Linked DNA regions of Homo sapiens: region 1 is linked to region 2. A link is a loop called in an ENCODE intact Hi-C map of the cell type or tissue named here. Cell type or tissue: gastrocnemius medialis. All regions are shown on one strand. Links, peaks and the distances in the headings refer to the core of each region. The heading gives the core; the rest is flanking DNA. Region 1 overlaps LHPP (phospholysine phosphohistidine inorganic pyrophosphate phosphatase). Region 2 overlaps ABRAXAS2 (abraxas 2, BRISC complex subunit).

Region 1 (16,848 bases), core at 4,811-12,810, 310 kb after region 2:
TGAGAGTGGGCACCTGTGGATGTGTGGCCTGGGCCTGAGAACCTGTGGGGCCTGGCGTGCGCACATGTGGATGCGGGATCGTGTGGGTATGGGGGCCCCTCGTGAGCACACGTGGGCCCGGGTGAGTGTATGTAGCTGTGCGTGCATCGGCCCTGGCTCCAGCAGGCCCGGCCTGTCCCATCCCTGGCAGCAAGGCGCCCTCTTGTGGCCCGAGCAGGTGGCGTGGGGAGGAGGAAATGAGAGTGAACCCTGAGAGGTCCACCAGGCTGGGACGCAGGAGGGGTGGGGCGGGAGGCAGGAGGCGGCAGGCAGGATGCCAGGTGGGCATGCAAGAAGGCCGGATGCACACTGCCCTGGGGGCCTGGGGATCCTTGCTGGCCCCTGCCCACCGCTCCTGGCTTCACCAGGTTCCTCCCTCCCCGCATTGGGGTGTCCTCTCTGATGCAGGGCAGACGGGCTTGGACGGCCTCATGGGATGCATGCGGGTGGCCTGGGCCCTGTGGCAAGGCACCTCTCCAGCCGCCCCCACTTGGGACCACACTGCCAAAGACCAGCATGCCATGTCTGCCCCTCACACCGCATCTGCAGGGCTGATTCCCCACACCCCTTCCCCGCTGGGGCAGCTGGGATCCTGCCCTCCCACAGGCAAAGAGAGTGCGTGGGTGCATGTGCGCATGTGTGTGTGTGTGTGTGTGCGTGTGTGTGTGTGTGTATGTGCATGAGCTGGTGTCTAGGACCCGCATGTGAGTGTGGGATGAAATGAGGCCATCTCTGCATGGCTCCAGGGAGAGGGGATGCTGGGACAGAGTGCAGGGCGTGGCCCCTCGTCCTCCCCCTCACGGATGGCTGTGGCCCAGGATGTTGAGTCTACAGTCATGGAGCCCCTGGCCCTCAGCTCCTGGATTAAACCCTTGGAAAGTGTAGAGCACTCCTCTGCACAAATTTTTGCTCAGTAATGAGGACAGACATGGGGGATGCCACAGTCGGAGAGCAGCCTCAGTGCCACTGACAGGGCTGGCTGGGAGGTTCCTCACCAGGAGGCCTATTTTCAGCAACTTTCACTCACCCATGAGAAGGGGGAGCCCTGGTCAGGTGGGAGCTGTGTGGGCTGCTCGTGAGTGGTGGGTGCATGGGTTGGTTTCTGTTTTTAATAACCCCGCACTTTCAGGTGGTTTTCCTTAAGAATCCCCCAACACCTGTAATCCCAGCACTTTGGGAGGCCGAGGTGGGCAGATCACGAGGTCAGGAGATTGAGACCATCCTGGCTAACACAGTGAAACCCCGTCTCTACTAAAAATACAAAAAAATTAGCTGGGCATGGTAGTGGTGGGTGCCTGTAGTCCCAGCTATTCAGGAGGCTGAGGCAGGAGAATGGCATGAACCCGGGAGGCGGAGCTTACAGTGAGCCGAGATCACACCACTGCACTCCAGCCTGGGCGACAGAGCAAGACTCTGTCTCAAAAAAAAAAAAAAAAAAAAAAAGAATCCCCCAAATTCACAAACCCAGGGCAGGGGCGATTGTGCCATAAAAAATAACTCTTATTCTTACAAAAGTGTTATGTGGTGGCCCCAGGGCCACTCCAGGGGACCAACAGAGCAGAGATCCCTGACGCTGGGAGGCCAGCTGGGCATCAGGAGAGGGGCTTGAACCTCCCTCCCTAGAAGGAAGAACAGCCCTAGAGGGCAGGGGACACCTGCCACATTCACTCGATCCCCCACATCCTCAACAGCGCCTGGCCATAGTAGGTGCTTGGTAAATATCTACGGGGACCAGGGGACTAACAGAGGACAGGGTTGGGCCTCCTCCCGTGGGCAGTGGGGACCATAGAGATTTTAAAGGCAGTGGGGAAGGCCAGGCACTGTGGCTCACGCCTCTAATCCCAGCACTTTAGGAGGCTGAGGTGGGCAGATCACCTGAGGTCAGGAGTTCAAGACCAGCCTGGCCAACATGGCGAAACCCCGTCTCTAGTGGAAATACAAAAATTAGCCGGGTGTGGTGGCAGACATCTGTATTCCCAGCTACTTGGAAGGCTGAGGCAGGAGAATCCCTTGAACCCGGGAGGCGGAGGTTGCAATGAGCCAAGATCGCACCATTGCACTCCAGCCTGGGCAACAGAGCAAGACTCCGTTTCAAAAAAAAATAAAATAATAAATAAATAAATAAAGGCAGTGGGGAAGGTCAAGTCTACCCTAGAAAGCCACCATGACCATGTGGTGGACCACACCCACGGGGTGGACAGAACCCCAGAGTCAGTGTACGTCCCACCAGCCTGGTCTAGCAGGACAGACCAAATGGGAACCGTTAGGGAAATATGCCATACGGGAGCCACCACCATGGCGGGCCCTCACTCTAGGGGCCGAGCTTAACCCTCCCCTGTTCAGCCCACACAGCTGGGGCTCAGCCCCACTTGACACATGAGGAAACCCAGAGCCAAGCAAGGCAAAAAGATCATGCTCAAGCCGGGTAATCCCAGCACTTTGGGAGGCCAAGGCGGGGAGATCACTTGAGCCCAGGAGGCTGGGCAACACAGGGAGACTCCATCTTTATAAAAAATTTAAAAATTAGTTGGGCGTGGTGGCATAAACCTGTTTCCCAGCTATTTGGGAGGCTGAGGCGGGAGAATCACTTGTGCCCAGGAGTTCCAGGCTGCAGTGGGCCATGATGGTGCCACTGCACTCCCACCTAGGAAACAGAACAAGACCGCATCTCAAAAAGAAAAAAACAAAAAAAAAAAAGCACAAAGAGATCACGTCCAAGGTTACATGGTTAGCACGCGGCAGGGGACTGGGTCTCATACCCAGATTCTGGCAGTGCTCTTGGGGTCTCCGGGCAGCTGGACTCCCCCTCTGGAGGGTGGGGCTGGGCTTTTCTGTCTCCCTGCTGCTCTGGTTTCAGCCCCCGGGCTCATGAAAAGTCAGGGAGAGCACCCGGGGCTACCAGGCTGGGCCTGGGCAAAGGGCACCCCAGCCTGGAACTACGTTTGGAGCTGGAGTAGGGGGCCTTGTCCCTGGCTGTCCCCAACCTGAGGACAGTGGAGCTAGAGGAGCACACCGGGTTCACATCCTGGGACCCACCCATGACACAGAGGAACCTGTGCACAAATAAAACCACTGCTGCAAGATGGTTGAAAATAAGAACTGCGTCCAGCTGTGCCTGCAAGGACAGGAGTCAGGGGCCTCTGAGCCCCCTTTCCTTCCTTCTTCACTTTTCCAGGCTGGAAAAGATGTAGCAATCAAAGGGTCAAAAATGCAGATTCCCTGATGCATCAGAACACAGCAGCAATGGTGAATGCTGTGGGGGATGTGCCCTCCCCTGCCCCTGGGCTGTAAGCGCCACCAGCCCTGGCCGTGTCCCCGAGCCGCAGAGCAGCAGCGGAAAGGCAGAGGCCAGCCCTGTGGGCAGCGAGAGGGCTCAGGTGAGACTCCAGGTCTCAGAGGGGCTCTGTGGCGGGCAGGCTCTGGCAGCCCTGGGGGCATCCAGCAGAGCCCAAGTGGCCCAGGTTCATGTTAAGGTTAGAGAACATTTTGGGCAGGTGGCCGGCCTGGCTAGGACGGTGGCCACAGCTCCTGCTGCAAGTTCACTGCGGGCCCCTTCTTCCCCTGCTTGCTGCGGCCTGGCCACGGCTTCCCAGATCTGCCTGGGTCCCCTCCCCACCTCCCCACCACACACTGGAGGGGAAGAGAGCGCTTGGGTTCAGCGGACTTTAACCACAAAGGCAGCAACGATGGGACTTCTGGGGCTGTCACCTGTCACATCTCCGCCAGGCTCTCAGGTGGGTGGGTGGGGTCTAATGACCAACTTCAGGGCCTGCCCTAGGTCAGAAGCCCCCAGAGCCAGGTCCTGCTTATGTCCAGCTCAGCAGCAGGTCGTGTGTGTGTGGAGGGGGCCAAAGCGGGGGAGGGCGGGAGCTGACCAGTCCTGTGAGCCCCCACACTGGCTACTATTGTTTTGTGAGGCCCGGCCCCTGCTCAGAGCTCCAGCAACACTTGGCTAATTGGGGGGTGGCTTGAGAATGTTCAGGGGCACAGGCCTTGGAGTCAGGCAGAGGTGGGTTCGAATCCCGATTCTGACACTGGTAGGCTGTGTGGCCTTGGGCAAGTTACTTCACCTCTCTGAGCTTCCATTTGCAAATCTAAATGGTAGGGGTAAGAAGGCGGGTGGCTTCTCTGGGCTGTTGCAGGGTGTAGACGAGCTGAGGCTGAGTGTGTGTAAGCATGAGCACTGGCCCCGCCATGAGGCATACCTGCGTTATCCCCCTTCCAGCTCCTGGGGAACGCGCTTCAGGGAGTGTCTTGGGAGAAGAGCACGTGTGAGCACCAGGTCCAGAGCACGTGCCTTGCAACACGTGTTGAGCGGCTCTAGGGAGAAGAGAGGGCCCTGCTGACGCTCCCTCAATCCCTGTCCCACCACTCCAGCGCCTTCCAGGACCCTCGAGGGACCTGCACGTTCCCAAGAGGCAAATTCCTGGGGTTGGGAGGCTGCCTACAGGGGTCCTACCTTCTGGGCCAACCCCCAGGCCTTGTGGCCTCACTCTGCAGCCACCTCCCGGCCTCCACCTGGGACCCCCTTCCTCAGCTCAGAGCCCCCCAGCCCTCAGCCCACCGGTTTTCCCACAGGCGGCACCAAGCCCAGCAGGGGGGTTCAGGTTTTAACATCTTTCCCCTCTTGCCCTGGACATGAAGCAGCCTTGCTCAGGAACCAAGAATGCTAATGAGGGTCAGTACCAGAGAGGGTGACTGTTCCCAATCCTGTCTCCCCTGCCCCAGCAGCCAACAGAAGGCAGGAAACCCAGCAGAGGAGGAAGCTGATGCTGCCCCAACCAAAGCCATGGGGGCCACGATGGGGTGTCTGCCCCTGGAAACCCCATGTTCACCTGCTGAGCCATGTGGACCCCACCAGCCTCCTTTCACACACTCGCCTCCGCCTCGGGTCTCCTCCCCACTCTCTCAGGAGGCCCAGCGTCCGGGACTGCCACATGCTGACAATGTCCAGAAACCTCCCAGGACCGTAAACTGGGAAGAACATGGGCCTCCCTCCCAGAACAGCTCGTGATGGTCGGGGCGGGGAGCAACAGGGTCCCCCCGTGGTGGGGGCATAAACCCGTCTGGCCTCATCTGGTCAAGTTGAACATATGCTCCTCCATGACCCAGCACTGCCATCTATCAGCAGATCCGCCCCAGAAGGACTCACGCCCATGTGTCCAGGAGACAAAAACCAGAACATTCCTGGCAGCCAGTGCAGAAGGGCCAAACTGGGACCCACCCAGATGTTCCCTCTGAGGGACGGGCAGAGAGGGGTGTTGGAGCCACAGAGGACACGATGAACAAGCCACAGCTCAACGGTACAGTGTGCGATTCCACTTGGATAAAGGTCAGAGAAGGAAGAGCCAGCGCCATGTTGGAGGGAAGCCAGCCATGTGGGAGAAGAAAGCAGGCCCAGTCACCGCGGCCACTGTGCCCACGGCAAGGCGGGGCCGCCTCTGCAGGACTGGGCATGTCAATCAGGGACTAGGTCTTCTGGGGAGCTGATAGCCTCCTAATTCTTGACCTTAGAGTGTTTGCTTTGTTATTCATTATGCTGTGTATTCAAATTTTATTCACTTCACATCACAATTGTTTAATGGCATATTTTATGTTATATATATTTTACCACAATTTAAAAAAATTTCTTTTTGAGACAAGGTCTTGCTCTGTCACCCAGGCTGAAGTGCAGTGGTATGATCACAGCTCACTGCAGCCTCGTGGACCTCCTGGGTTTAAGAGATCCTCCTGCCTCAGCCTCCCGAGTAGCTGGGACCACAGGTGGGTGTCACCACACCTGGCTAATTTTGATTTTTAATAGAAATGAGGTCTCGCTATGTTGCCCAGGCTGGTCTCAAACTCCTGGGCCAATTTAATTTTTCTAAATTTTTCAAATGAAAGTATGACATAAGGCCAGACACGGTGGCTCATGCCTGTAATCCCAGCACTTTGGGAGGTCAAGGCGGGGGGATCATTTGAGGTCAGGAGTTTGAGACCAGTTTGGCCAACGTGGTGAAACCCCATCTCTACTAAAAATACATAAATTAGTTGGGCATGGTGGTGCGTGGCTATAATCCCAGCTACTTGGGAGGCTGAGGCAGGAGAATCGCTTGAACCTGGGAGGCGGAGGTTGTAGTGAGCCAAGATCATGCTACTGCACTCCAGCCTGGCTGTCAGAGTGAGACTCTGTCTCAAAAAAAAAAAAAAAAAAATGAAAACAAAAGAAAGAAAGTATGACATAAAGTAGATTAGTGATTGTCTGGGGCTGGGTGGAATGTGGGGGGTCTTTGCTAATAATAGCTAAACGATTTGAGGCTTCTTTTTGGGGTGATGAAATGTTATAAAATTGTGGTGACGACTGCACAGCTCTGTGAATGTATGAAAACCACTGAGTTATACAGCGTGGGAGTGATTTCTCAATAAAGCTGTTACCAAAAGAGACAAAAGAAAAAAGTGTACAGGCTTAAATTGGGGTGGGTCCCACTCCGTGTGACCTCAGGTGAGCTAAATGACCCCTCTGAGCCCAGAAGTGCCCACCTACACCAGAAGCCACAGCCTCTATCCCGGGCAGGACCAGAGGGCTGCTGAGAGGATGTCTGGGATTCACGGACTCATTGCACAGTGGATTTTTCCACAGGCCTGTTCCCGGTGCCCTTCCCTGCACTGCCAGGATGAGTACCCGAGGAACTTGGGGTGAGCTCCCAAGCCCAGCACTGGCCCTTTCTCTCCACCGGGGCTGGCTCGGATTGCCCTGGCTGGTCTGTTTACACAGGAGGGCAGCAGGAGGGTCCTGACTCCTGGAAGGCTGACCAGGGCCACCACAGCCTGGACCCCCCTGCTTGCTAGCCACTCACTTTGACATGTGACTGCTGAAAAATTAACACCAGTTTCACTTCCTTCCCTCACACTCCACGTAGCACAGAAGAAAAATCTGTCATGTTCCAAAGCGAATCCACAGCCTTCTCGTAACAGGAAACACTCTGAAATCCGTCACTGCGAAGTCTGGGAAGACCCAGGACAAGCTGCTGCTTTGACGGCAGCCGCTTCCAAGGTCAAAGGCCAGGCGTGGGGGCACTCTCCCTCCCGACGCAGCCAGCTCCACAGCCATGCACCCTGCAGCCCCTCGTCTTCCAGCTTTGTGCAAGGCGGCTGGAATCCTAGATCGGCTGGCCACCCCACTGGGGGGAAACCCCTTCAGCACCCAGGCCACAGCTAGAAGGGACCTTGCAGGATGTCGGGAATCACGGTCCAGGAAACTTTCCCTCTCCGAAGGGCAAACTGTTTGTCAAGAACGTTCGGGGCTTATAAAACATCTGCCAGCCTTGGGTAAACAATAAGAGAAGACCAGAGGCGAGCTCCGCATCGCGGCTTTATTTACACAGCAGCACCAGGACTAGCGCAGGGGCTTCCCAGGCAGTGGCGCCTTTGACTGGGTGGTGGCTGCAGGGTGTGGCGTGGAACAGCGAACAGAGTGATGGGGTGGTGAGAGGCCACACGGCCTGGTTTCTGGCATGTCCACAGGAACACAGGTTGGTGGGGATATAAGAGGCAGGAAGGGTCTGTGGCTCAGATGTGCCAGCGGCTCTTCCTTCTCCACTGAGGACAGAGAGGGCACCTTGGAACTGGGCAAAACGTCCCTTCCCTCTACTCATTTGTCAGAATGGGAGGGCGCAGGCTCCCAGCCCAGCCCCATCCTCCAAGGAAGATGAGGGCTGCCTTGACAGGCAGGCAAGCAGGGAGGAGCAGACAGTGCTTGGGGGGGGGCGTGGGCAGCAGTGCACTTACCCACTGGGCCTCGCATCCAAACATGGAGCCCTGGAGTGAGGCCAGGCCCTGTGACTGCTGCAAAATGTGGCCCCAAGGGCAGGACATTCTACCAGGGAAAAGTGCAGGAAAAGCACCCGCCCAGGGGACTGGGGGCGGCCAGGTTCCAGTCCAGCTTCTGTAAAACCTTGCCAGGTGGCCTTGGCCAAGGTCCTAGCTGTCCCATCTGAAAAAGCCTCTCACGGCAGGGCAGCAGCACCCTCTGGGGCTGCAGGACTCATGGCATCATGAGGATTTGCCACCCATGGCACAGGACCCCCCACGGAGGAGACACTGTTGTCCAGGGCCTGGGCAGCAGGAACGCTGTGGCTGGATGGGACCTCGAGGAGTCTGGGGGAGCAGCCATGTCCAATGCGCCAGGAGTCCTGGGAACAGGGCAGGCAGGGAACACCCAGAAGGCCTTTACCTGCCAGCCAGGTGAGGGCCGCCCCCTGGCTGGGCAGGATTTCCACAGGGAGCAGGTATGAAAAGAAAGCTTTGTGCTTCCCTGTCCAGGGCTCTTGGGCAGCCCTGTTGGGCCAAGCTCCAGACACCCCTGCCCGGGGATGATGCTTTCCTGGGGAGCAGGCCCTGCAAAACTTTCCCTCCAGAGCTAAGCCACCTGCAATCTCTCCCAACCCCGAGGCTTCACTCTCTTTGGGCCATTTTATAATGAAAACAAGAGAAATGGATACATCTAAGGTGACAAGGAGATCTCACTGCCAGTCAGCGGCCGAATCCCACTCCTCAGCCACCTCTCGGCCTCTCAGACTCCTGACAGCTGCCTCAGAAACAATTGTGTGTGTGTGTGTGTGTACGTGTAAGTGCGTGCACGTGTGCGTGCTCCGTACTAGAAGACCTTGGCTGAGGGCACGTCCCACAGCAGGACCAGTGGGAGGCCTCAGTCATCCCTCTGGCTTCTCCCCCTTCCTGGTGCCAGTGACTGGCAGGACTGACCGCTGCCCCCACCCGCCAGCTGCCCCAGCCTGGACGGCCTCCCCATGCTGCCCTGGCCTCAAACCAAGTGTGAGCGCAGTTACTCACTGCAGGGCTCTCTGCCACCTGGGCCCAGGACAAGGCCACCCCTCCTCCCCCTTCATTCTCCCATTTCCGCCAAGGCCACCAACAGAGGACAGAGCCTGGAAGGCCTTCTGATGCCCAGCTGACCCATCCAGTGGTCATTGGCCCCTGTTGAGGCCTCTTTGGGCCACTTGCAGGAGAGGAGAGGCTCAGCACAGGGTTGCGACGACATGCCTCAGCTGCAGAGGAGACACAGCTGCTGCCCCTGGGGGGCTCACCGCTGTGCAGAATGGGGCCGTGCTGAGGTGCCAGAGGGCTGGGGGTGGCCCTGGAAGGGCGAGGTGCTGCTCCATAGAGCCTGGCTGGGGGTATTTCCTGGAAGGAAGGGATGCCGGCCCAGCGGCAGGTGCCCGGCTGACTCCAGAGGCTGTGTGCTGGCCCCAGGCTGGCCACACATCCATAGGGAGCACCACGCAGGCAATTCCAGTCCCAAAACAGCCCTCCAGAGAGCGAGGCCCCATCAGCCACTCATCCAGGACCCCACGCCCCTCCAGCATTTCAGTGTATCTGTGTACCAAGAGTACCATCTGGAGGGAGAAGGGGACAGTGCAGGAGGAGGGCAGCTGCCACCTGGGGCCACCAACACTCCTGCAGAAGCCAGCGAACCTTTTCTAGTAGCCACGTTAACAAAAATTTAAATAAATGGGTGAAATTAACACGAAATATCAGCATTTCAACATGCAGCCGATATAAAAAAATACTCATGAGCTCTTTCACAATCCTTTCTCCCCACCCAGTCTCTGAAATCCAGTGTGTATTTTACACTTCCTGCACGTCTCACTGTGGGCGAGCTACAAGTCACCCCCTGCGGCTCGCCGCTACTGTGTCTGACAGTGCAGCTCCAGAGAGTCACCAATGGCTGGGAGACCTCCCATCCCTTTAACTGGGGCACACCTACACACGCAGAGCCCCACCTCCTTTGATGCCCATGTGGCCTCCCCCAGCGACTGGGTCCCTACCTTAGCCAAGCTAACACTCTTCTCCCTTTGTCCTGCATGTTAACAAAGGCAGATTTGCATCCTTACAAACAAATCAAAAGGTCTGACATTTTAAATCTCGTTAGGAACAAATGGGCTAAGTCCCATCCTCTTCAATGGAGGCAGGTGACTCCATGTCTGGAGCTTGGTGGATATGGATGGATATGCATGGATACGGATGGATATGGACAGTAGTGGCCGCACGTGCTCCCCACCCTGGCCATTTGCTGAGGGCTTGCTGTGTGCCCGGCACTACACTGATTCCTTTCCTACAGCATCTGAACACATGGATACACAGGATAACACACACACTGGGGCCTGTTGGAGGGTGAAGAGGGGAGGAGGGAGAGGATCAGGAAAAATAACTAATGGGTACTAGGTTTAATATCTGAGTGATGAAATAATCTGTACAATAAACCCCCATGATACATGTTCACCTATGTAATGAACCTGCACATGTACCCCTGAACTTAAAAGTTAAAAAAAAAAGAAAGAGGCCGGGCGCGGTGGCTCACACCTGTAATCCTAGCACTTTGGGAGGCCGAGGTGGGCAGATCACGGGGTCAGGAGATCGAGACCATCCTGGCTAACATGGTGAAACGCCGTCTCTACTAAAAATACCAAAAAATTAGCCGGGCGTGGTGGTGGGCGCCTGTAGTCCCAGCTACTTGGGAGGCTGAGGCAGGAGAATGGCGTGAACCCGGGAGGCGGAGCTTGCAGTGAGCCGAGACTGCGCCACTGCACTCCAGCCTGGGTGACAGAGCAAGACTCTATCTCAAAGAAAAAAAAAGAAAGAAACAAAGAAAAAAAATGTGGTACATATACACCATGGAATACTACTTAGCCATAAAAAGGAACGAAATAATGGCATTAACAGCAAACCTAGATGGAGTTGGAGACCTCAAGGAATGGAGGTAACTCAGGACTGGAAAACCAAACACTGTATGTTCTCACTTATAAGTGGGAGCTAAGTTATGAGGACGCAAAGGCATAAAAATAATACAATGGACTTTGGGGGCTTGCCGGGAAGGGTGGGAGGTAGGTGAGAAATAAAAGACTACACACTGGGTACAGTGTATACTGCTCGGGTGATGGGTGCACCAAAATCTCAGAAATCACCACTAAAGAACTTATGCATGTAACCAAACACCACCTGTTCTCCAAAAACTACTGAAATTTTAAAAATTACCAAAAAAATCATTATGAAGACACTTGTAGAAAGAGGCCATAAAACAGTGTTCAAGGAAAAAGGAGGCTGCAAAACAATATCATCCCATTTTTATAAAAAGAAAAAACCAAAATATTACCAGTCTGTTTATCTATGCAGAGAAGGCAGTGTGGAAGGATTCGGCAAACTGTTGATGGAGTTTCTCTCTCTGGGGCCGGGCGCGGTGGCTCACGCGTATAATCCCAGCACTTCCGGAGGAAGAGGCGGGTGGTTCGCCTGAGGTCAGGAGTTCGAGACCAGCCTGGCCAACATGGTGAAACCCCGTCTCCACTAAAAATACAAAAACTAGCCAGGCGTGGTGGTGCACACCTGTAGTCCCAGCTACTCGGGAGGCTGAGGCAGGAGAATCACTTGAGCCTGGGAGGCGGAGGTTGCAGTGAGCTGAGATCGATCGCACCTCTGTACTCCAGCCTGGGCGACAGAGGGAGACTCTGTCTCAAAAAAACAAAAACAAAAACAAAAAAACAGAGTTTCTCTCTCTCCGGGAGACAGTGTCATGGGGGATGCCCACCTCGTACTCTTCTTTAAATAGCATGCAGGTAACCGGAATCTGAAAAGCACCAACCCTTGCTGGCGTAGGGTGGGCACAGCCTCCCTCGTGCCCACCTGCATTCGTGGGCTGTGGGGGGCCTTCTTCAGAGGCCCATTCTCAGTTTATAGGGGCACCTGGCCTGGGCTGGCCAGAAAGACCCCAACTGAGGTGGCATTCAGGACAGACATGTTTCTCCTCCAAGGAACTGGAAGAAGCCCAGTACACAACACAGTACGGTTCTCCCTTTCCACCTCCTGCCGAGCCACACCGCTGTGCTCCCAAGCAGGGAGGTGTCACTTGTGCTCACGGGTCACAGGTGTGCCCTGAGACGCATGGGGCGCCGGGCTGGGCTCCTGACGGCTGACGCCAGGCAGCACCCGGCATCAACTATAGGGCCCCGAGGTCCGCTGTCAGCGGAGAGCCCCTCGCCTGGGAGCAGCAGCAAGACCAGGCTCTGCGACCTTTGCAGGAAAGGCAGGATTGGGGACTGGGGGACCCCTGGCTGGTCTCTTGGAAAAAAACGTTCCTGTGGCTTGTGAGTGGGGTCTCCCTCACTCCCTTAGGCCAGGCCTAACCAAGGGGAGCCACAAAACCCAACTTCAAGAAAGAAAGAAGGCCCATATGTCATACACGTCGGGGGAAGCCTGGGAGGGTCTGGGAGGTAGCTGGAAGGGACCAACTTCCTGACCCTGGACCCAGGTGCGCTGAGCCTTCCTCACTCACCTCGCACTCAGCCACAGCTCCCAACCCGCAGGAGAGACTTCAGAGCGACGGTCGGGCCCTCTGATCTGTCTTCTCTGGTCCTGCCTAAGCAGATCTCTCAGGACAAATGTAACTGCCCCCACCCCAAATCCAAGTACCTCCAGGTAACCATGTTTCAACCAAGTCTCCCCAGCATCTGCAAAGATGTACTTTCTCTGAATGGCCACAATCGAAACCATCTAGCATAAGGCAAGGCAACACTCTGATGTCCAAGATCCTCTCGATGACCAGGCGAGCTGGAGCTTGGGTACCACAGGGCCCTCCACATGCCTGGGAGCTCCCAACCCCTGACAGCTGCTCCAGACCAGGCAGACTTTTGCCAGCAAATAAAACACAACCTTCTTCTTGAGATGGAGGTTCTGCTCCAGGGCATGCCTGAGCAACCCTCTGTCGTCTCCAGGCTCTCTGTGTCTTACAGAGTGGAGAAAGTGAACAAAAGGAGAGGGAGGCTGTCCAAGGGGCTGAGTGCCCACAGCTGTAACTGCCGTAGTGCAGGGTCTGATCAAATTGCCAAAGGGACAGCAGCACAAATTCGGCCCAACTCCCTGGTGGGCCGCCGCCAGGATGGATAGTGCCTTTGCTTATTTCTCTCTGCACTGCACGCCATTCCAAAACCCAGACCCTGTATCAAAAGCCACTCTACTTTATCACTGTCTGCTATAAAAGACCACTCAGCCCTGTTCTTAGAGGTCCATTACATACAAGATAGTGAATGCCCACATACTGCTCTTTGATTTGGAAAGAATATCCCCTTTATTTTGAAGAACAAAACAGAATGAGAATGTGGTCATCCCCTGGAAGGAAGGTGAATAAATGACTCCAGCTGGCACTGACCTGAACTTCCCGGTGCGCACCTGCAGCGCTCTCATTCCACACCGCTGGGCACCGCCGACGTCGCCCACGATATCGTCCCCAATCATGACGGCCTGTCACGGCAGTGAAATACGCTCAGAAGTGATGTCAGGAGAGTTTTATTCCCGGGCTCCTTCATCTTTTTTTGACATAATAAATGGCTTGATTTGATGTTTACAACCACCATCATACAAATTAAACAAGATAATATTGTCATCGTATTGATTAAAAGTCAACCCACCTTGAATATATCTCACACTGCCCCCGTAGGCCACAGCTTTGAACAGTATATATCTGTGCAATTTGAAATCAATCAGCAGACGTCAAAGTGATTTGGCGCCCCAAGGACGTGCGGGGATGCTGAACGCTGTCTGGCCTCTGCTGGAACACAGGCTAAATTTCACCTGACCCTAAAGACTCTGTAACCTGGTTATTTGCCCTTGATTCCATGAAAGTGAAGCAAATCTCTGGCAAATCTTTGTAAGTTTTGCTTTATATAGGTTTTGCTTTCAATGGTGAAGGTATTGCCTTAAAAACAAAATAATATATACAAACCAAAATTCACACACACACAGAGGAAATGCTCACAGCCTGGGTATCATTTCAAAAACTAGCCTCTGGGATAAACTCTCTCACCTGAAAAAACCAGAAAACCAAATTATGAACCAACAGCTTTCAGGACACCGGACATCAAGCAACGAAGGACAATGACTTCTGAGACGCAGGAAACAAATGAGGTGGCTCCTGTGACTGCCCCCAGCCTACTGCCTTCGATGCTTCCAGACTGTGGACACAGGAGGGGTGCTGTGAACTCAAGTGTGTCCCCCACAAATTCACTAGCCCGCAGCGTGACTGTATTTGGAGACAGGGCCTGTAAGGAGGTAATTCTTTAAGGGCGAATGAGGTCAGAGGGGGCCCTGATCTGATGGGACTGCTGTCCTTACCAGAGGAAGAGGCACTGGAGTGCCCTCTCCATGCAAGCACAGAGGAGAGGCCATGGGAGGACACTGCAAGAAGGCGGCCATCTACAAGCTGGGAAGAGAGCCCTCACCAGAAACCGGACTTGCTGGCACCCTGATCTCAGGCTTCAAGCCTCCAGAACAGTGAGAAAAAAAGTTTCTGCTGTTGAATCCACACAGTCTGTGGTGTTTTGTATGACAGACTGGGCTGACTAATACCAAGGGAAACCCAGGTAGAGCCCAGTAGGATCCCTGAACTGGGGAGACAAAGCTAGGATTCTGGGGAGACCCAGGAGCAGAGTCCACAGGACAGGGAATCAGAGAGGAGAAGGCTGCATGGAGAAAGAGCTGTGGAGATCGTGGAGGGTCCCCTCAAGTACTCAGCAGACCACTGCCAGCACACGTGAGGGAGGAAACTCCCTGAGCCTGGGAAAGAATCACACCAAATAACTAGGGAAAACGGTGCCTGTGTCTCACGCAGGACTGCGTTATGTCCCCACCAGCCAGGCTGGGAAAGCTCACTCACGATGCACAGGGCATTGAGTGCGATCTCAGAAGCCGCTGGCTTCACTATGAGGAATGATTCACCCAGGGCAACCCTGCTCTGGTGCTGCCCCCAAATCTTAACAGCAAGATCTGGAAGGATCAAACTGTTTTCAAGTAATTTAACTGCATCCCACAACAAAGTTCGAAATTCTTTATGGGCACACAAAAATATCCAGCACCCAAAAAGAAGGTAAAATTGATCACGTCTGGCACCCAATAAAAAATGATCAGACGTGCAAAGAAGGAAAGTATCATGCAGAAGGAGGAGAAAGATGAGTTTATCCAAACTGAGCCAGAACTGACAGAGAGGTGAGAATGAGCAGACGAGAGCATTCAGTCAGCCCTTGTAATGGTATTTCATGTGTTCCAAAAGTAGAGAAATGGAAGATAAAAGAAAAAATCCAAACCAAGCTTCTAGAGATGAAAACTACAATGTCAGGGATCAAAATACACTGGGTGGGATTAATGCCAGAAGAGATACCGCAGAGGAAAAGATGAATGAACCTGGAGACATGGCAATAGAAACTGCCCAAAATGAAACAGAGGCAGAAAAATTATTTTCAAAAATGAACAGAGCATCAGTGAGCTATGGCACAACTTCAAGCGGCCTGATGTACACGCAATTAGAGTTCCTCAAAGTGAGATGAGCTGGGGCACAGTGGCTCACACCTATCATCCTAGCACTGTGGAAGGCTGAGGTGGGAGGATCACTTGAGCCCAGGAGTCCAAGGCCAGCCTAGGCAACACCGCAAGACCCTGTCTCTATAAAAATTTAAAAAATTAGCCAGATGTGGTGGCGCACGCCTGTAGTCCCAGCTACTTGGGAGACTGAGGTGGGAGGATCACTTGAGCCCGGGAGTTTGAGACTGCAGTGAGCTGTGTTTGTGCCACTGCACTCCAGCCTGAGCGACAGAGCAAGACCCTGTCTCTAAATTAGATTAAAAAAAAAAAAAGTGAGATGAGAGAAGACATAAATATATTTGAAGAAATAGTGACTGAAACTTTTCCAAACTTGATAAAAATAATAAATCCACAGATCCAAGATCCCAATGAACACCAAACACAAGAAACACAAAGAAAACTGTATTAAGGCACATCATAATCAAATTGCTCAAAGCCAGTGACAAGGAGAAAATCTTATAAAACAGTCAGACAAAAGAGACATGTTATGTACAGAGAAACGAAGATTAAGACGTTAGATTTCTTGTTGGAAACAATGCAAGTGAGAAGACTGTGGAGTGCCGTCTTTTAAGCAGTAAAAGAAAAAACTGCCCATCTAGAATTCTGTACCCAGCAAAAATATCTTTCCAAAATGAAGATGAAATAAAGATATTTCAGACATCCGAAGCGGAAATAATTCATCACCAAGAGATCTACCCTACAAGAAATGTAGAAGAAGTCCTTTGGGCGAAGGGAAAATGACAATAGCTGGAAATACACATCAACACCAGAAAATTACCTTGTGGGCACGTGCTGACCTTCTGCCTGCTCACCTCCCTCCTCTGCTGGCTAATTCCCCCCAGGCCTTCAGGACTCAGCTCTGGTGACCACCACCTTTCCTCTGCCCCCAGGCTGGGTTGTGTGGCTCTCCCAAAGCACTCTGGGATCACACCCTGGTGCCACCCGTGTCATAGTGCAGCATAATGGACTCTGCTCATCCCACCCTTCCAGAAGTAGGAGCTCCTTCAGGACAAGGAATCTGGGTTGACAACTGGCACTTGGTTGACGCTCAGCAAATGTGTCTTGAGCAGCTGAGTGCTCTGCATTACGGCACGGCTGGCTGTGTCTGGACACACTTATGAGGCGCAAACAAGACTTCCCATTGGTCACCTACATAGAGTGGAGGGAGTCATACAGTCCTCGCCAGTGTGGCTGAAACGTCAGTCATTTGTGGGTCTCCTTTTGCCACATTAACATGTGTTATTGCTTAAATGGACTCATGCTCTTTTTTTTTTTTTAATATAAATAAATATATGTAATTTAAAGAAAAAACAGCTGGGAGTGGTAGCACACACCTATAATCCCAGCACTTTGGGAGGCTGAGGCGGGTGGATCACTTGAGGTCAGGAGTTCGAGACCAGCCTGGCC
Region 2 (8,000 bases), core at 1-8,000:
TTATTGAGTTAAAAAGCAGCCACATAAGGTAGAACAAAATCATGAAAGCCCAAAAGACTAGAATTGTTATTATTCACTGATTTGCTTTAATTTTAAGATGATTATGCTATTTAGCTTATAAATTCTTGACCAGTAAGGGTAAGATAGGAAAGATCTACTCTTTCCTTTGATTAATCATTTTTATTGAAATGAAAAGGGAACTCTTGGTACCAGTTTAGCATACAAAGAAGAACAAAAGATAAGACAGGAATAAGATGCTTTCAACTTTTATTTATTACCAACATTCAAAAAATCAGATAAGACAATTTAACAGAAAATATTTTTAAAGAAAAGTTGAAAAAAGTTTCAAAGTCAAGGTTTAATAAAAGATAGCTATCTGAGACTACATCTGTGTAATTTAGCTATTTATAATCCTGAGAACACTCTATGTGATTTGGTATTTTCAAAGCAGGCCTTATTCAATCAACAATGAAATATAACAGCCACTTTTGGCCAGTGCTGATATTCTGAAAAGGGCATGGTCATGAATTCAGGACAAAAAGCTATTTTCCACTGCAAGTTCCTTCCATAGCAGAAATACCAGAAGCTTCCAGAAAGTAGGCTGGTGACCAGTGAGTCTGTATAAAGTTCCCTATTCTGGTAGGTGCACAGTGGCCCTGATTTGGAACACTAGACTGGAAATGGCTCTTGCATGCTTCTCCCTTTGCCCCAGGCTGAACTCAGCCTGTTTTCCTCTTTTTCAGTATCTGTCTTCATTCCTCTTTTTACTCACTGAGGCCTTCATCCTTTTTATTTTTATATTTTAGAGATGAGGTCTCACTCTGTCACCTGGGTTGGAGTGCAGTGGCACAATTGTAGCTCACTGCAGCTTTGACCTCCTGTACTCAAGCAATCCTCCTTCCTCAGCTTCCCAAGTAGCTGAGGACTACAGGTGCATGCTGCCACACCTGGCTAATTTTTAACTATTTTGTAGAAATAGGGTCTCATTATGTTGCCCAGGCTGATCTCGAACTCCTTGGCTCAAGCGACCCTCTTGCCTAGGCCTCCCAAAATGCTGGGATGACAGGTGTGAGCCACCATGCCGGGCCAAAGCCTTTTTCCTTAAAGTCAGGCTTTCTCCAGGTCTGGGAGAGCTTCATCAACTTTACCACTTTCTTTGCTGTACTCAAAGGCCAGTTCAAACGCTCTTTTGTTCTTAGGTTTTAGAGCAAACTACTCCTAAAAACACAGCGGGGATGACGAAAAGAATGTGGGAAAGTATTGTTAGCACCAAGCTCAGTATTTGGCTCACAGGAGATGTTTCCATTGATGTCTGTTGCATAAATGACTAGGAGTGAACAGGCTCTGCCGAGATCCTCCCACTCGATGGAGGCAGCTGGGGGCAAAGTGAGTGAACTAGGATGAAGAAGCAGAGATGCAACCAGTTATGGCTGCCTTTTGATATTGTCTCTACTTAGAATATAACTGATGGAGACAGCTATGTTCTTAGCAAGCCTTTCTACATTTTCCTAGCAAAACTACTATCACAAATGGGGCTGTAAGTATTTGAAACAGTAGTATTAACAATCTACTTCAGGCACAGAGTGAGTGAGCCAGGCTTCTGCGAGACGGCATGAATCATTATTCCACAGCTTGACTCTGTTCTGGGAAAGCAGATTCTGACTTTCGGATCCTAACTCTATTTGTCAGTTGGAAGACAATTCAAAATTAAAGTAGAATTAAAAGCTTTTGGGCAAGACAAATAAGATGAAAACTAATAAATAAATCAGTTACCTGAACTTTCTCCTGAAGTGCATTATAAACCTGATAAATCGCCCTGATGTCTTTCATCACTCCATCCTTGTCAAAAAAGTCAGTACTGGAAGACAAACAGAAAAAAGATGCCTCAAGGTTATCATAACTGCGGTGAAATGGAAAGGCATTTTTCCTGCCTCTTCCACTTTATTGTTTAAATGCTGTGACTCCGAGGTGACAGTGTTTAAGGAATAATGCCCATACCACAAGAATTACAGAAGAGAAATTTAAAAAACCCATGTTACCAAGATCATTTAAAAAATAATAAAAAGCTATGTATTTTTCAGTGACTATGTTTAGCTTTTAGAACCTCAGAAATAATACTCTATCCAAAACTTTTGTATCAATTACAAAAAATATTGTGGCAAATGATTTAAAAAATTCATAAAAGTAAACTATCTTTTCAACAAGAACAAAATTTTGATACATGCTGGTGGTATCTAGACAATTACCTTACTGTATTCTTCAATTTTAATCATATCAAACTTGGTTTTACATTTTTCCATACACCTTTTAAATGTTATTAACAAAAGAAATATTGCTGACAAAAGAAAAAACTAGCACTTTACCTTTCAACTTACCCATGTTCTTTAATCACTTTGGCATAACTCTGAGAAGTATTTGGCACTGAAGACACTTTGTACTCTTGCTGGCTAGTATTTCCTAGATTGGGAATAGCGAGTGATATCCTCTGATTATACCTATGGGAAAAATTCAGAGAGATCATGTTAAATGTACCATTCTATCATATTCAAGTGAGACTGACAGTCTAAAAAAAAAAAGGGCTGGGTGTGGTGGCTCACACCTCTAATCTCAGCACTTTGGGAGGCCGAGGCAGGCAGATCACCTGAGGTCAGGAGTTCGAGACCAACGCCAGCCTGGCCAACATGGTGAAACCCTGTCTCTACTAAAAATAAAAAAAAAATTAGCCGGGCATGGTGGTGCACACCTGTAGTCTCAGCTACTCGGGAGGCTGAGGCAGGAGAATCACTTGAACCCAGGAGGCGGAGGTTGCAATGAGCCAAGATTGTGCCACTGCACTCCAGCCTGGGCAACAGCAAGACTGTATCTCTAAATAAATAAATAAATAAATAATTTTTTAAAAAGGGCATGCGTGGTGGCATGTGCCTATAGTCCCAGCTACTTAAGAGGCTGAGGTGACAGGATCAGGAGTTCAAGGTGGCAGTGAAATATGATAGTGCCACTGTACTCCAGCCTGGTCACAGGGTAAGACCCTGTCTCCAAAATAATAGTAATAATAAAATTAAAATAAATAAAAGTAATTAACTAAAGCAAGAATGGGGCTTGGTGGTAGGAGTCTTAGTTGCTGACGTTGGTAAACCAACAGGAAGGTCTCACGGAGCACCTCCTTCTACAGACAACCCAAGGATACATGAATTAGTGATGTTTTCCCTTCTGTAAAGTAAAACCTTGCTTATCAACTCCTTGAGAGCACAGGTCATGCCTTACACATCTTTTGTATACTCACAGTGACTGACACAATGCTGAGCCTGTAAGTGCTCAAGAGATACCCACAGATTACATAATGAAATCTTATAAAAACCTTTTTAACAATTAACAATTATTTTCACTGATGTCAATTTAATTTATTCTACAACAAATAAACTTCCAGAGGGAAACCATTTTGCTGTTTACAAACAGACAACATGATCATATAATCATAGGGGTGGTTTTTTTTTTTTTTTGGTTTAACAAGTTCACGATGCAAAACCCTCGTTAACCAGCAGGTGGTTCAATTTCACAATTTTGTATTTGAAATTTATGTTTCAAAATTATAATCAGACTTCCACAGCAATAAAACTACATTTCCACATAGTGGATTATGGAGAAGCAAATGATGATTTCCAGCTATTTATTCCTTATAAGAATTTATGCATAATAAACATGTCTTGTTAATGCTTCTTGATCCAAAAACAATTTTATGTAAATAACTGACAAGAAAAATACCTTCCGTAACCACAAAAAGAGCTAAAGGGAATAATACAAGTTTTTATTTAAAGATGCATAAAGTTTTGGGAGGCCGAGGCAGGTGGATCACCTGAGGTCAGGAGTTCAAAACCAGCCTGGCCAAAATGGGCAAAACCCCGTCTCTACTAAAAATACAAAAAAATTAGCCAGCATGGTGGTGTGTGCCTGTAATCCCAGCTACTCGAGAGGCTGAGGCAAGAGAATCGCTTGAACCTGGGAAGCAGAGGTTGCAGTGAGCCGAGATTGCACCACTGCACTCCAACCTGAGTGACAGAGCTGGACTCTGTCTCAAAAAAAAAAAAAAATGCACTATAATGCACATTTTTGAAGTCACGAATCTCAGTGACTTGTACCAACATCCTTTTTTTTTTTTTTTGAGATGGATTCTTGCTCTGTTGCCAGGCAGGAGTGCAGTGGCACAATCTTGGCTCACTGCAACCTCTGCCTCCAGGTTCAAGCGATTCTTCTGCCTCAGCCTCCCGAGTAGCTGGGAATACAGCCACGTGCCACCACACCCAGCTAATTTTTGAATTTCACCATGTTGGCCAGGATGGTCTCAATCTCTTGACCTCATGATCCATCCGCCTCAGCCTTCCAAAGTGCTGGGATTACAGGCGTAAGCCACCACGCCTGGTCCCAACGTCCTTCTTATATGTGAGGCAGATGGAAAAGCAAGCTTTACCTTCTATTTGGTCTGAAGAGCACATATTCTAAAGCGTGAGTGGAATTGTTGGCAGTGGAGATGAAGCTGAAGAGAAGAAAGACGAGGTCGGGCACGCCGAGGATGCGGGTGAGCTGCTTGTGAAGAACCTGCTCTCTGTAGGACATCTGCTGCTGCGTATTGCGCCGGAATCTGTACCACCCAATGACTTTCTGAAAGAAAAGTGTGAAAAGTTGCATGAAATCTTACAAATTTAATTCTGAATGTATCCATACAAACACACATGCACAAATGTTCATAGTAGCTTTATGTGCAAAAGCCCCACCCTGGAACAACCCAAGCGTCCATGAGCAGGAGCATGGATAAACAGACTGTGCTTCAGGCATATGCTGGAATCCTACTTAGTGATAAAAAGGAACATGAATGAGTCCTAAAATAACTATCCTGAGTGAAAGAAGCTAGACACCTCCTCACTAAAAGAAGTATAGGTTATAGGATTCTATTTGTACAAAATTCTAGAAAATGAAAACTAATCTAGTGACATAAAGAAGATCAGTGGTTAACAGGAATGAGGGGAGAAGGCAGGACTGGAAAGGCACGAGGAAGCTTTTGTAGGTGAAGGAGATGCTCGTTATCTTAATATGGTGATGGTTTCACAAGTTTACACATACATCAAACTTCTAAGAGCATACATTTGAGATATGTGTTATATGTCAATTTTACCTCAACAAATCTATTTTAAAAGTTTAGCTTTTTCAGCTCTAACTATAGCATAACTAAACTGGCTAATGAAACTGTTATGCACTCTGGAAGAATACTTCTCATAATGTGATTTGTTGGTCATCAGGAAGACAGATGACTTCAGAGATATCTGAAAGACTGCTAAAGTGCAGATTCCTGGACCCCATCCCTAAAGTGCAGATTCCTGGACCCCACCCAAATCTGCAGAATCAGAACCTCTCAAGATAGAGCCAGGAATCTGAATTTAAGTAAGTTTCTGAATTTTTCTTTTGCATACTGAAATTTAAAAACATCTGTTTTCAAAACATTTAATTCTTTATTAGAAGATCAATCTTCATACAGCTTCCTTCTTTGAAACCAACTCTGAGTTAAAATCTTGTTTTAAGAAGCAAAGGTAGTTTAAATCTAATAGTGTCATATTAAAATTAAAATTAATAGTAAATTGAGATTGTTTTGACATTTTCATGTAGAAAGTAAGCCAACTTTTGCTGAGGCTAGCATTGTCACAAATATTTTCACTAATTACTACACCACTCTAAGTGAATAATGTTTTCTCCATTGAGTTCATATCATATGCAAAGAACTACAGAGAACAAAGAAATAAGCAATAGTTCCTGACTTAAGGAGTACTACTGAACATAAAACATATCTTCCCATAGATTAAAGCAATTAATTCTGATATCCCTTAAATAAAAAGAAAACCCAAGCCTTTCTCTCAGGGTATAATTTTTTTTTTTTTTTTTTTTTTGAGACAGAGTCTTGCTTTGTCACTCAGGCTAGAGTGCAGTGGCATGATCTCGGCTCACAGCAACCTCCACCTCCTGGGTTCAAGCGATTCCCCTGCTTCAGCCTCCCGAGCAGCTGGTATTACAGGCATGTGCCACCGCGCCTGGCTAATTTATTTTTAGTAGAGATGAGGTTTCACCATGTTGGCTAGGTGGGTCTTGAACTCCTGACCTCAAGTGATCCACCCGCCTCAGCCTCCTAAAGTGCTGGGATTACAGGCATTGAGCCACTGTGCCTGGCCTCAGTATATAATCTGATAGAAGAGATGTTTTGTCCGAAGTTACAGAGCTCATGAGTGACAGCCAAGATGTGGAATCAAGATGCCTGCCTGTTTCCACTGGGCAACACTAACTTTCACATTCTACACTAGACATGATGGTGGCCATAAAAAAGGTAAAAGTAGTTTTCCTTTCAAGAAAACTTGGATACAATTAGATAGAGCTATTGATGCAGGTGAACATAGCACATTTCATTCTAAGATTCAATACTCTGTACCCAACTCCTACTTGGAATGTTGGAATTACCTACTCAGCAGACCTCAGGCATGCCCTGCACTTCCCCTGCCTTCCTGCAAAGACCTGAACAGTGCTCAGCACACTGGCTGTTTTCATGAAATACTCATTGACTAGCAGAATCTTGCAAGGTGGCTATTGGATGACTAATAGTGCTTTTCAGTTATGCCAATTCGAACTATTTTATTTCATTTTTTTTCCTAGCTGCCTTTGTTTTGTTTTTTTTTTTTTTTGGTTTTTGAGATGGAGTCTTGCTCTGTGGCCCAGGCTGGAGAGCAGTGGCGCGATCTTGGCTCAAGCAACCTCCACCTCCTAGGTTCAAGCAATTCTCATGCCTCAGCCTCCTAAGTAGCTGGGATTACAGGAGTGTATTGCCACAACCAGCTGCATTTTTAGTAAAGATGGGATTTTACCATGTTGGCCAGGCTGGTCTCGAACTGCTGACCTCCAGTGATCTGCCAGCCTCGGCCTCCCAAAGTGCTGGCATTACAGGCGTGAGCCACAGTGCCTGGCATATAACAGCTTATTGATTTGATAGATGCCAACAGTTCTAAATAGATTCTCCTGGCTGGGTGTGGTGACTCACTACTGTAATCCAAGCACTTTGGGAGGCCAAGGCAGGAGGATCACTTGAGCCCAGGAGTTTGAGCCCGGCCTGAGCCAGATAGCAAGACCCCATCTCTACAAAAAATTTAAAAAGCACACGCCTGTGGTCCTAGCTACCCAGGAGGCTGAGGCAGGGGGATCACTTGAGCCCAGGAGGGCCAGGCTACAGTGAGCTGTGATCATGCCATTGTACCAGGGTGGCTAACAGAGCAAGACTCTGTCTCAAAAAACAAAACAAAACAAAACAAAACAGATTCTCCTGTCATTCTCATCAATGAAGGATGAGATGCCAAATTAATGTGTATTGGTGATATCTTTGATTCTACCTTTTAGAGCTAACGAACAAACTAGTTGCAAAGCTACTGAGAAACTAAGTCACTGATGTTGAAAAGCACATTTTGCATAGCTATATTTGGGACATGATGAAGAATTATGGATATCTTTCCCTAAAACCTTGTCTCTGCTTATGTTTCTCGGCCAATTTTTCACACAGACTATTCTATCCACAGACCACAGACTATTCTCTATGCTAGGCATTTGCTTACATTTTCATCCCAATATGGGCACGTTTATTGTCTTTAGCTTGTGTTCTTTTGGCCTTATGATGATACAAGGATGGCTGTTTCAGTTACTGTTATCAATTTCAGAGCTTCCGGAAAGCACGAATCCTCCTTACTTGCTTTGTTTGGCCTTAGCCTAAAACCTGAGGCTTGTGCAAACATTGTAAGCACGTATGGATTCTGCCAGAACAGTAATTCAGCCTGTGACCAAACTGTACCTACTGGCAGATTTTCTTATCAAAAACATTAGCCTCTATCTTAAGCCTAACATTTTACATGTACCTTGTGGGTCATATAACCACCCTTTTGAGGTAATGATAAAATTTTGTACTTATCCTAGGGGAAAAAATC

The links. Peaks named below come from ENCODE experiments on the same cell type or tissue, not always from the same donor. Only the 100,000 strongest peaks of a DNase experiment are listed, where the experiment ranks them.
Region 1: a loop joins it to region 2, with 4 times the contacts of the local background. A loop is called at or near these places in 89 of 110 quality-filtered maps.

Annotation. Positions count from the first base shown.
Region 1 is chr10:124,513,661-124,530,508 of GRCh38, reverse strand. LHPP (phospholysine phosphohistidine inorganic pyrophosphate phosphatase) reads right to left here. Exons shown (of 7, transcript NM_022126.4): 6 at 13,238-13,329. Among named protein-coding and RNA genes, the nearest start is that of LHPP, 60 kb to the right of the region's middle. RefSeq lists a silencer at 293-412, a cis regulatory region at 2,238 and enhancers at 2,154-2,323, 6,804-6,973, 7,854-8,395. In gastrocnemius medialis, for the core only: no CTCF peak of the experiment used is centred there; DNase peaks (open chromatin) are centred at 5,338, 6,918 and 8,828; H3K27ac peaks cover 4,426 bases.
Region 2 is chr10:124,823,251-124,831,250 of GRCh38, reverse strand. ABRAXAS2 (abraxas 2, BRISC complex subunit) reads right to left here. Exons shown (of 9, transcript NM_032182.4): 5 at 4,466-4,656; 6 at 2,376-2,495; 7 at 1,774-1,858. Among named protein-coding and RNA genes, the nearest start is that of ABRAXAS2, 25 kb to the right of the region's middle. In gastrocnemius medialis, for the core only: a CTCF peak has its summit at 3,531 (motif pointing right); a DNase peak (open chromatin) is centred at 6,110; H3K27ac peaks cover 907 bases.